Linked DNA regions of Homo sapiens: region 2 is linked to region 1. Evidence: chromatin loops called from intact Hi-C (ENCODE). Cell type or tissue: PC-9. All regions are shown on one strand. Each heading gives the region's core, and the rest is flanking DNA. Links, peaks and the distances in the headings are about the cores only. Region 1 overlaps IGSF3 (immunoglobulin superfamily member 3). Region 2 holds the start of LINC02868 (long intergenic non-protein coding RNA 2868).

Region 1 (4,389 bases), core at 116-4,115:
ATATACAGAGTTTTTGGATGCTTTAAAACTGTTTAAAATGGCATCACACTGTATGCACCCTTTTGCATCTTTTTTTATTGACAAAACATTTTTGAGGGTAATCCTTGTTGACATATGTCACTCCAGGGCATTCATTTCAACTGCTTTATACCATGGTCCACTGTCTGAATAATCATTATCTATAGCACAATGTATTCATTTTCCTACTGATAAATTTTTAAGTGGTTTCCAACTTTTTATTGCAATAAATATTCTTGTAAATCTTCATCCAAGGGTATCTTCAACCACACTAGGCATTGCCCAAATTGCTCTGCAACATCAGTGCACCAATTTACATTGCCAAGATCAATGTTTAAGTGTTTCTATTCTTTGATGCCTTTGTCAACCTTGGTACTATTTGACTATTACACTTTTCACCAATCAGATATAAGGATGAAATGGTGCCTTCTTGGTATTCTGAAAATTAATTTTAAATGGGAAAATAAATTACTAGTAAGTGCAGCTTAATCAACAAGAGTTTTCATTAACACGTGGGAATACACCAGGTGTTCCTCGGATTTTCTTGAAAATTCTACAGGGAGGGTAGGGGAGTGATGGTACAGATAAGATTGGACATGAGCTGATAATTGTTGGAACTAGGTGGTGAGTGTATGGGGGTTAATTATCCTGTTCTCTCCACTTCGGTACATATTTGAAACTTTTCACAATAGAAAATTAAAAGAAGAACGGGGCGTGGTGGCTCACGCCTGTAATTCCAGCACTTTGGAAGGCCATGGCAGAGGATCACTTGAGGTCAGGAATTAAAGACCAGCTGGTCAACATGGGGAAAACCCACCTCTACTAAAAATACAAAAATTAGCCGGGTATGGTGGCGTGTACCTGTAATCCCAGCTACTGAGGAGGCTGAGGCATGAGAATCGCTTGGACCCAGGAGGCAGAGGTTGCAGTGAGCCAAGATTGTGCCACTGCACTCTAGCATGGGCAACAGGGCAAGACTCTGTCTCAAAAAAAAAAAAAAAAAAAAAAAAGAAGAAGAAAGAAAAGAAAAGAAAGAAAGAAAAAGAAAGAAGGAAAGAAAGAAAATTAAAAGAAGGAAATGCCATAAAGCATCAGGAGCAAAGAACATCCAAAGAAGAGCACTGATCACTGCAGCAGACAGCCGTTCAGAACAGGCAGAGAGCAGAGCTGGCAGGAAGAGAGAACAAAAGGAAGACCAGGAAGGGAAGCCAGGAAAAGAGATTTTGCACTGTGTTATTATTTCAATCAGAAGACTTAGGAACATTATTTAATTATCAAATTCGTGTGTCTGATGATCCTTTACAACACTGTAGCACCTAATAAAGTGTTATCAGATTTCTTTCTTTTTTTTTTTTTTGAGACTGGGTCTGATTCTGTAGCCCAGGCTGGAGTGCAGGGGTATAATAATAGCTCACTGCAGCTTCAAACTCCTGAGTTTTTTTGGTTTGTTTGTTTGTTTGTTTGGAGAGACAGTGTCTCGAACTCCTGGGCTCCAGTGATCCTCCCACCTCAGCCTCCCAAAGTGCTAGGATTACAAGCATGAGCCACTGTGCCCCAGCCCAACATCAGATTTCAAAAGTACTACTGATATTATTATCACCATTAAAAATCACTGAAGTTTTTGTCACCCAAAGTTTTACTTTGAAATATAGAACATTTCATTTTTTTCCCACACACCTCGCATCTGATTTTTGATTTTTAACATGTGCATGGATTACCTCTTATTAGAAAAAAAAACACGAAATTTTTTGGTAAAAGAATTATCCTTAAGTGGGTATTTTTTCCCTAAGTCTGAAATGACTTAGTAAGGATAAGAGGTCAAATCATATGCTTTGTAGTGAAACTGGAACTATGATGAATAACATTAGAATTCTGGATGCCTTCCAGCAGCTGGAACAGGGCAGACCTGAGGCGGGAGTCCCCACGCTTAGGGGAAGGGGCTCAGGCACTGGGAGTCGGTCAGGGCTCCCAGAATGTAAAAGATACACATGAAAGAAACAAACAGTGGGACTCGGGCCAGAGCAAAATTTGGCCTAGAACGGAGCTAAAAACTGTCATAGTGGTGGGAAGAAGCAGATTGGTTCAACAGGGTAACCAAATGTGAAAAAGAAAAGCCTCACAAGAATTAAAATTGATGGTTGGAACTGGGCGCTCCGAGGCTGTGGGCCGGTGTCCTGCCCTGAAGAGCTTGGCTGCCAGCAGGTGCAGCGCTGCCCTGGGATACCAGCTCCTGGGATGCGCTGTAGTATCATCAATCACCGCTGCTGCTCGCTGGGACTTGGAAGCACACAGTAGTAGCAGATGTCAGCAGGGGGCCACCAGGGCCACCTGCCAGTGAGCCCACTGCTTAGCTGAGTCATGGTCAGGTTTCTCTGCAGATTGTTGCCTGAAAATATTTCACCACCTGGAACCTCCCTGTCCCACCCATCTTCACTTGCAATACTCACTCCCCTCACCTCTGCCCCTAAAGCAATTATTCATTAACCACAGGGATCCACCATCCAGGAACAAAAGAGGCTGCAAAGCTCTATCTATGCCTGCACTTCTTGGTCCAAAAGGCGCAGGGGGATGGGGGAGAGGCACCAGGGTCATGGTGCAGGCTCCGCTGTTGAGTCTCATTCCCCAAACACAATGTGACAGGTATCAATAGTTCTGGAGTTGATCATTTCACAGAAAGGAAACTGCTATCAACCTGTCTGAGGCCACACAGCTAGTCCTGGATAAAGTGACTTAAAGAACCCAGGTCTCTGATTCCCAAATCAGTGCTCTTACCCCTCCCACGCCACCTCTCTCTTCTAAAGATCCACCCAACGGAACTGCCCCAGGGCTGGTATCCCAGCTACTTCTCCATTCATGCCGCAGGTCAATGATTCAGGGCGGACACTCCTCAAGTGACCTTCAGAGGCCCTGACTCACTCCTCCGACAGTCGTTTGTGTCTGGACTCCCAGCTGCTCCTCAGCAGCTCTGTCCTCCTTTGTACATTTATTACTGTCAGCCTGAGGCTAGCAGGAGGTCTCAATGCCTGGTGATCTGAGGCCAGCCTGTGGCCAGCCTGTCCCAGGCCCTCCCAGTCCCGTGAGGTCCTCCTGGGGATGCAGGCACAGCGACTGACAAGGATGAGGAGCAGAAGGGCAGGTGGCTTCCTGGGTGTGAGCTTGGCCTTCTGCCACGCCCATGCTCAGGTGTCTACGGGCACGTCTTGTGTTGTCACAGGTGTAGAAAGGGCTTTGACATGCGACAGATCCTCCGATCCCTGTGAAAGAGGGATCATTGTTTCTATTCTACAGTGAGGATGCTGAAGTCCAGAAAGGTCAGGTGACTGATGAAAGGTCATAAAATTAGCAGGAATCAGGGAAAGGGCAGGAAAGCAGAGCTTCCAGTTGCAAGGTCAGGACTCTTCAGCCCAGCAGGCGAGTTTGCCAGCCAGTCTATGCCCTGGTCTCTGCCCTCCCCAAACACGTGCACCAATTTGGAGGGGCTGCTCCCAGCACGCATGCTGCAAGATAAACTTCAGTGCTCAGCCCTCTCACTGTGACAATCCCTTAGAAAGGGGTCCCACGCTGTCCATCTGGGCCCCTACACCAAAGAACACCTAATTATCAGTGGTCCCCACTCAGGAAACGTGCCCACAAATAAAGACAAAAGTAAACCCAACTACACATTCCTCAAAATCCTCCTCTCCATTTCACAGAAACACCACAGCAGAGCAGAACTGCAACCTGATAGCATCCCTGTCTGGTTTTGGCTCTTTCAAAACATCAGGGACCTCACAGGAAAACAATGCAGAAAACTGCAGTCATTTGGCCGCTTGTTAAGGAGAGCCCTGAGCAGCAAGCTCCAGACGGGAGATGCGCCATATAACAGCAGCAGTTCCACACAGCCCTGCACAGCAGGAATTCAGCCTCTGGCAGCCGTGATGATGCTGAGGCAGTGTCCCCACTGCCCCAGTGGCTTCTGCATGCAGGTTCATTTGGGACAGGACACCTCTAACTCCATCTCTGGCCAGGAGCCAGCATAGTAGGTGCCGTGAAAGCCAGGAAGCGAACTGCACAGAATGGACTGTTCCAGTGTCCATGGGCTGCAAGTGGGTCCCACGTCACCCACAGGTGAATCTTAATTATGAACCAAGGTGACAGCAGAGAGGATGGGCAGCAAAGGAGGGTGTGTGTGGCGATCAGCCATCAGAGGAGGCGGCCCTGTGTGATGAAAGGACCTCCTCAGGAAACCTCCCCACCAGCAACTGGCTCCAAATGGTCAGACTTCCCAAGAAATTCCTGTGAAAAGGACAGGCTCAGGGCATGTGAATGTGATAGTCAGCAATTCCCACCTCAGCAGCCAGTGACACTACGATATAGGGAAAAGAACCTAGA
Region 2 (4,389 bases), core at 93-4,092, 51 kb after region 1:
TATTCTGCTATCTGTATAATATTTGTGGCAGGCTGGTTAACAAAAATTTGTGGGCTGGTAAATTTTCAGGCTAATTTAACTGTAAGAGTGATTTGAAGGAGAAAGGTTAGAAGATGGTGACACTGAGTAAAGCCATTCAAGTTAAAATAAACAGAACAGAAGAGAAACGGGTGTTTTCAGACCACCCACATTCTCTCTTTTCTGCCTGCTCTCTCCATTGCCCACCCACCTAAACACTAGCCCTCTCAGAGTACACCTTTTCCTACCTGTGTGCTCAGTCTCTTCTCTCACCTGCCTACGGAGGTGTGCTTTCTTTTATGGGCAGGACACTGGGTTGCTCTACAGACTGCACCTCCCTAACAGGGTCCACTAGTGTAGGAGGAGTGCTAGGGTGGTAAACAGAATGTGGGCTCTGAATGATCTAGGTTCAAAGCCTGGCTCTGCCACTTTCTGGCTATGTGACCTTGGACAAGTTCCTTGACCCTTTGAAGCCTCCGTTTCCATATTATAAAATGGGATAACCATATTTACCTTGTGTGCATATTGTTAAGGATCTGAGGGCGCAGTGTCTGTGTAATCACTTAGCACAGTGCCTGGCCCATTGTAAAAAGTGGTCTTGCCTACTCTGCGATGTGGGATATTGTTGTTCCTGCTGCCTGAGAGACTCTTGGCTAGCTGGTCCTCCTGGGCGTCTCCTGCTTTTCATTCAAGACTCAGCTCAGACACAACCTCTTGTGAAACCAACTTAGCTACCCTCCTGCCTGTCCTCTTTCAAGCCATGTCCCTGCTGCTCTTCGCCGCTGCTGTGGCACCTCTGCATGCCTCTGTTGTAATGTGTCCATGCTAGATTGTCATTCTCTGTTGATAAGTCTTCCTCCCACTGGACTCTGAGCTTCTTCGGGGTTGGCAGCTTGCCTTTCTGATCTCTCCTCCTAGTGCAGTGCCCGCACACATAAGTTTTCAATGAAGTTTGTTGGGTGTATGAATGAAGTAAAGAAAAAACTAATTCATTAATTCATGTTTACCTACAGTATATCTGGTGGATAAAAGCCGTGGCTCTATTCTACAGGCCAGTGGCAGCCACCAGGACTAAGGGACAGTGTATGCCATAGTCTCTATCGTTCAAATGCCTTTGGCTGTAAGTAACAAAAGATGCAACTCACAATGGCTTAATAATAGGAAAATTTATTATGCTCCATAACAAGAAATCCAGAGGTATGCAAGCTCCAGAGATGGTTAATTTAGTTCTTCAGTAATGTCATAGAAGACCCAGTTTCTTCCAGCTCGCACCCTAGCTATCTTCATCGGGTTGCACTTTTCCTCACGGTAACTCTCCTCAGAGTGAGAAGTGAGGCACAGCTGTACTAAGCAGATCTAATCCAGATAATATGACAGTGCCTGCTTCTCTTTTTACAAAGGGGAAAACCTCTTTTAGAACCCCCGGCCCTACCTAGTAGACTTCTGCTCATGGTTTTGGTCAGAACTAAGTCATGGGTCCTTTTGAAAAATCAGTTATTAGCACAGGGAAAGAGGGAATACTATGAACAGCTTAGGGCAAACACGTGGTCATGAATAGGACATGTTGCCAAGCAGACTGAAGTTATGTTAGGAAGGGAGAAGCGCAGGGATACAGTTATATTGGATAAGCAGCCACACAGCTTGCTGCTGTGTGCATTTATTCATTTATTCATTCAACAGATATTATCTATCATATACCCAGCATTGTGCTGGAGGTTGTGGACAGTAGTGAACATGAGAGACAAGATCCCTCCCCTGCCAGACCTTCCCCTCACCCCCTGCCCTTTGAGATGGAGAGGGTGTCCAGGCCTCCCCCCTTCACCCTCTGAGGTGGGGAGGCGTCCAGGGCCTCGCATCTCAGCATGGGACTGATAGGCTTGCCCTGACCTCTCGCAGGCATGAACACTGCTGTCTGGGCCGTGGCACACATGGGCATTTGTGTGGGCACCAAAGTCTTCCTCATCTGCGAGGTAAGGCTGAGGTGAGCTCTGTGTATGTGGGGAGCAGGAGCCTCCTGGGGTGCAGGCTGGGGTCTGGTCTGTGTGGGTCACCCTGGGAGCCTTCAGATGACCCTGGTGGAGCTAAGGTTCCAGACGTTCCCGTAGGGAAAGAGACGGTGGCCATGTAAACAAATAAACAAGATCCTTGTAGAGTGCCGTAACTATCATAAGGAAATCAGCAGAGCAGTGGACAGAGTGTGAACAGGGCCTGCACTGGAGGCGGACATGGAAGGTCCTCTGAGAAGGTAACATTTGATGAAGTAGGGAGCAACAAGTCCAGTGCAGATCAAGAGAGAGGACTCCAAGCAGAGCCAACAGCAAGTGCAAAGGCCCTGAGGCAGGAATGAGGTGGCTGTGTGGCTGAAGCAAAGTCTGTGCCTAATGACTAATCAAAAGTTGCTTCTGGCACCCAGCCTGGCTCCTGCCCCAAGCTGAAAACAGATCACCAGCAACAACTCTAGCTTCCCAAGCCTCTCCTGCCTAGACATGCAGCTCCACCCAGGTCAGAGGTACAGCTGCAGGGACCACAAAACAATGGGCTTAGCTCTGTGAAGACAGGAAAAGCCACCATGGTTTTGACAAAGAACCCAGGAATGGCGTTAAAGACTTCTTTGGGCAGTGTCCAATTTATGGAGCAATTTTGTTGGCCACATCTACGGAGGTATAAAAAAGACAGACATAAGGCAAGGATGGAACTACTTTGTTTATGTGTGTTGATATCCCTTCCCCATGCTCCTGTACGCCTCATAGCTCCTGCAGCGTGGTGGGTGATCCCAGTGGCTCCTATTTCACCTGGAGGCAGGACAGTGCTGCTGCCATGTGTGGCAGCTCTGCCAGGGGCTGAGGAGGCAGAGACTGTAATTCTCAGTTTGGTGTAATAATCCCTACCACTTTTCTGCGGCTGAGTTTCTGGGTGGGCATAAGTTCACTGGCAGCCTGGGTCCCCAATCTTATTCCCCTCCAGGCCTGGTAGCTCTTCTTTCTTGCAGTGAAAACCTCTCCGAGGGTTTTAATGATCCTGTCCAGTTCTGGCCTGCCACACCCATCACAGCCTGGTCAGTCCAGAGAGCGCTGAGTCCTCCTGCTTCCTCTGTCAGCAGTGACATCAGGCATCCTCCCTAGGCTTCCTCTGGAAACTCATCCCTTTTTGTCCCTCTTCCAGGTAGCCTTTTCCCCAGAATGTTGTTACTGGATTCATTTGATATTTTGTTTTCCTTTGAAGCTTTTGTGAAACTTGCGTAGGCTCATGGAGTATCCAAATGAGGCAACATCACCATCAGTCCTCCTTCCCTGGCTCACTGCCTCAGGAAACCAACCTGGTAGGTATTTCTGAGACTCCCAGTTTCTATGGAAGTCCCTGGGGATTTCTCACTCAAATCTGCAAAGTGCTTAGTCTTCCTGGACTTTTGGCTCTAGGCAGTTTGCTTGGAAGTATTGAAGGAGAGTAGCTCCCTGACCCCCATGTGATAATATTACAGGGCCTCAGAGCAGGGTTGTTTGGCATTCTAGGGGCTGGGAGATTGGTGAGACACCCCAGATGTCTGCTTGACTTCAGGGTGGCTGATTAGGGTGGGCTGATTACAGTAGAGTCCACCACCCTACACTCGGAACCGCAGCTTCCTCTGAATTGCAACTGTGCTGCTGCCTGGGACAGATTCCTTTCTTTTTAAGGTTGAAATTTCTCTTAAGGAGTCCATATTTGGGTTTTGTCCCTAACCACCCCACCTCCCCAATTCCCTGTCCTAAGTTCTGCAGGCACCAGGGACCGCCATTGTGAACACAGGGGGGTTCTTTCCTGGAGCTCCAGAATCCAGGTAGACATCTGGGAAGTGATGGGAAAAGAGGTCATTCCATCATTTGGACAAATCTAAATCTAAATTTAGCCCCAGCCTGCTATAGAATATCAGCATGAAAGAAACTTTGGAGGCTATTAGGTCAACTGCTTCATTTTGCAGATGAGAAAACAGAGGCCCAGAGAGGTGAAGTGGTTGGACCAAGAACATGCACCTCATGGCAGAGCTAGACTGACCCTGTTTCCTGACTTTCAGTCTGGGTCTCCATTCAATGTGCCTTCTGCCCTTGTCCCTTTTGAATTTTATAAAAGGTCCTTTACATTCAAGAGCCTCTTCTTTCTGTTCCCCTGCCCACCCTCTACCTTGTAGAACTTCTGATAAGACACCTAGGCCATGAGTGGCATTCTTGGGCTGTCTTGAGTGTGAAGACACCTTTGTGGCTAGCCTCCTTGAGCACATATGCGGGATCAACACATATTTATTGAATCAGACTAGGGCATAATTTTCCTTTTTTTTTGTGAGATGGAGTTTTGCTCCTTTTGCCCAGACTGGAGGGCGATGGCGCAATCTCGGCTCAC

Evidence for each region. Peaks named below come from ENCODE experiments on the same cell type or tissue, not always from the same donor. Only the 100,000 strongest peaks of a DNase experiment are listed, where the experiment ranks them.
Region 2: a loop joins it to region 1, with 2.8 times the contacts of the local background. A loop is called at or near these places in 1 of 110 quality-filtered maps.

The regions. Positions count from the first base shown.
Region 1 is chr1:116,640,492-116,644,880 of GRCh38, forward strand. All of the region lies in intron 2 of IGSF3 (immunoglobulin superfamily member 3), which reads right to left. Among named protein-coding and RNA genes, the nearest start is that of IGSF3, 25 kb to the right of the region's middle. RefSeq lists enhancers at 1,708-2,393, 2,394-3,077. In PC-9, for the core only: CTCF peaks have their summits at 2,177 and 2,378; DNase peaks (open chromatin) are centred at 1,880, 2,300, 2,980 and 3,810; H3K4me3 peaks cover 1,119 bases; H3K27ac peaks cover 3,777 bases.
Region 2 is chr1:116,691,519-116,695,907 of GRCh38, forward strand. It overlaps LINC02868 (long intergenic non-protein coding RNA 2868), which reads left to right and starts at 2,594. Exons shown (of 4, transcript NR_149353.1): 1 at 2,594-2,679; 2 at 3,241-3,337. In PC-9, for the core only: no CTCF peak of the experiment used is centred there; DNase peaks (open chromatin) are centred at 2,523 and 3,193; H3K27ac peaks cover 2,403 bases.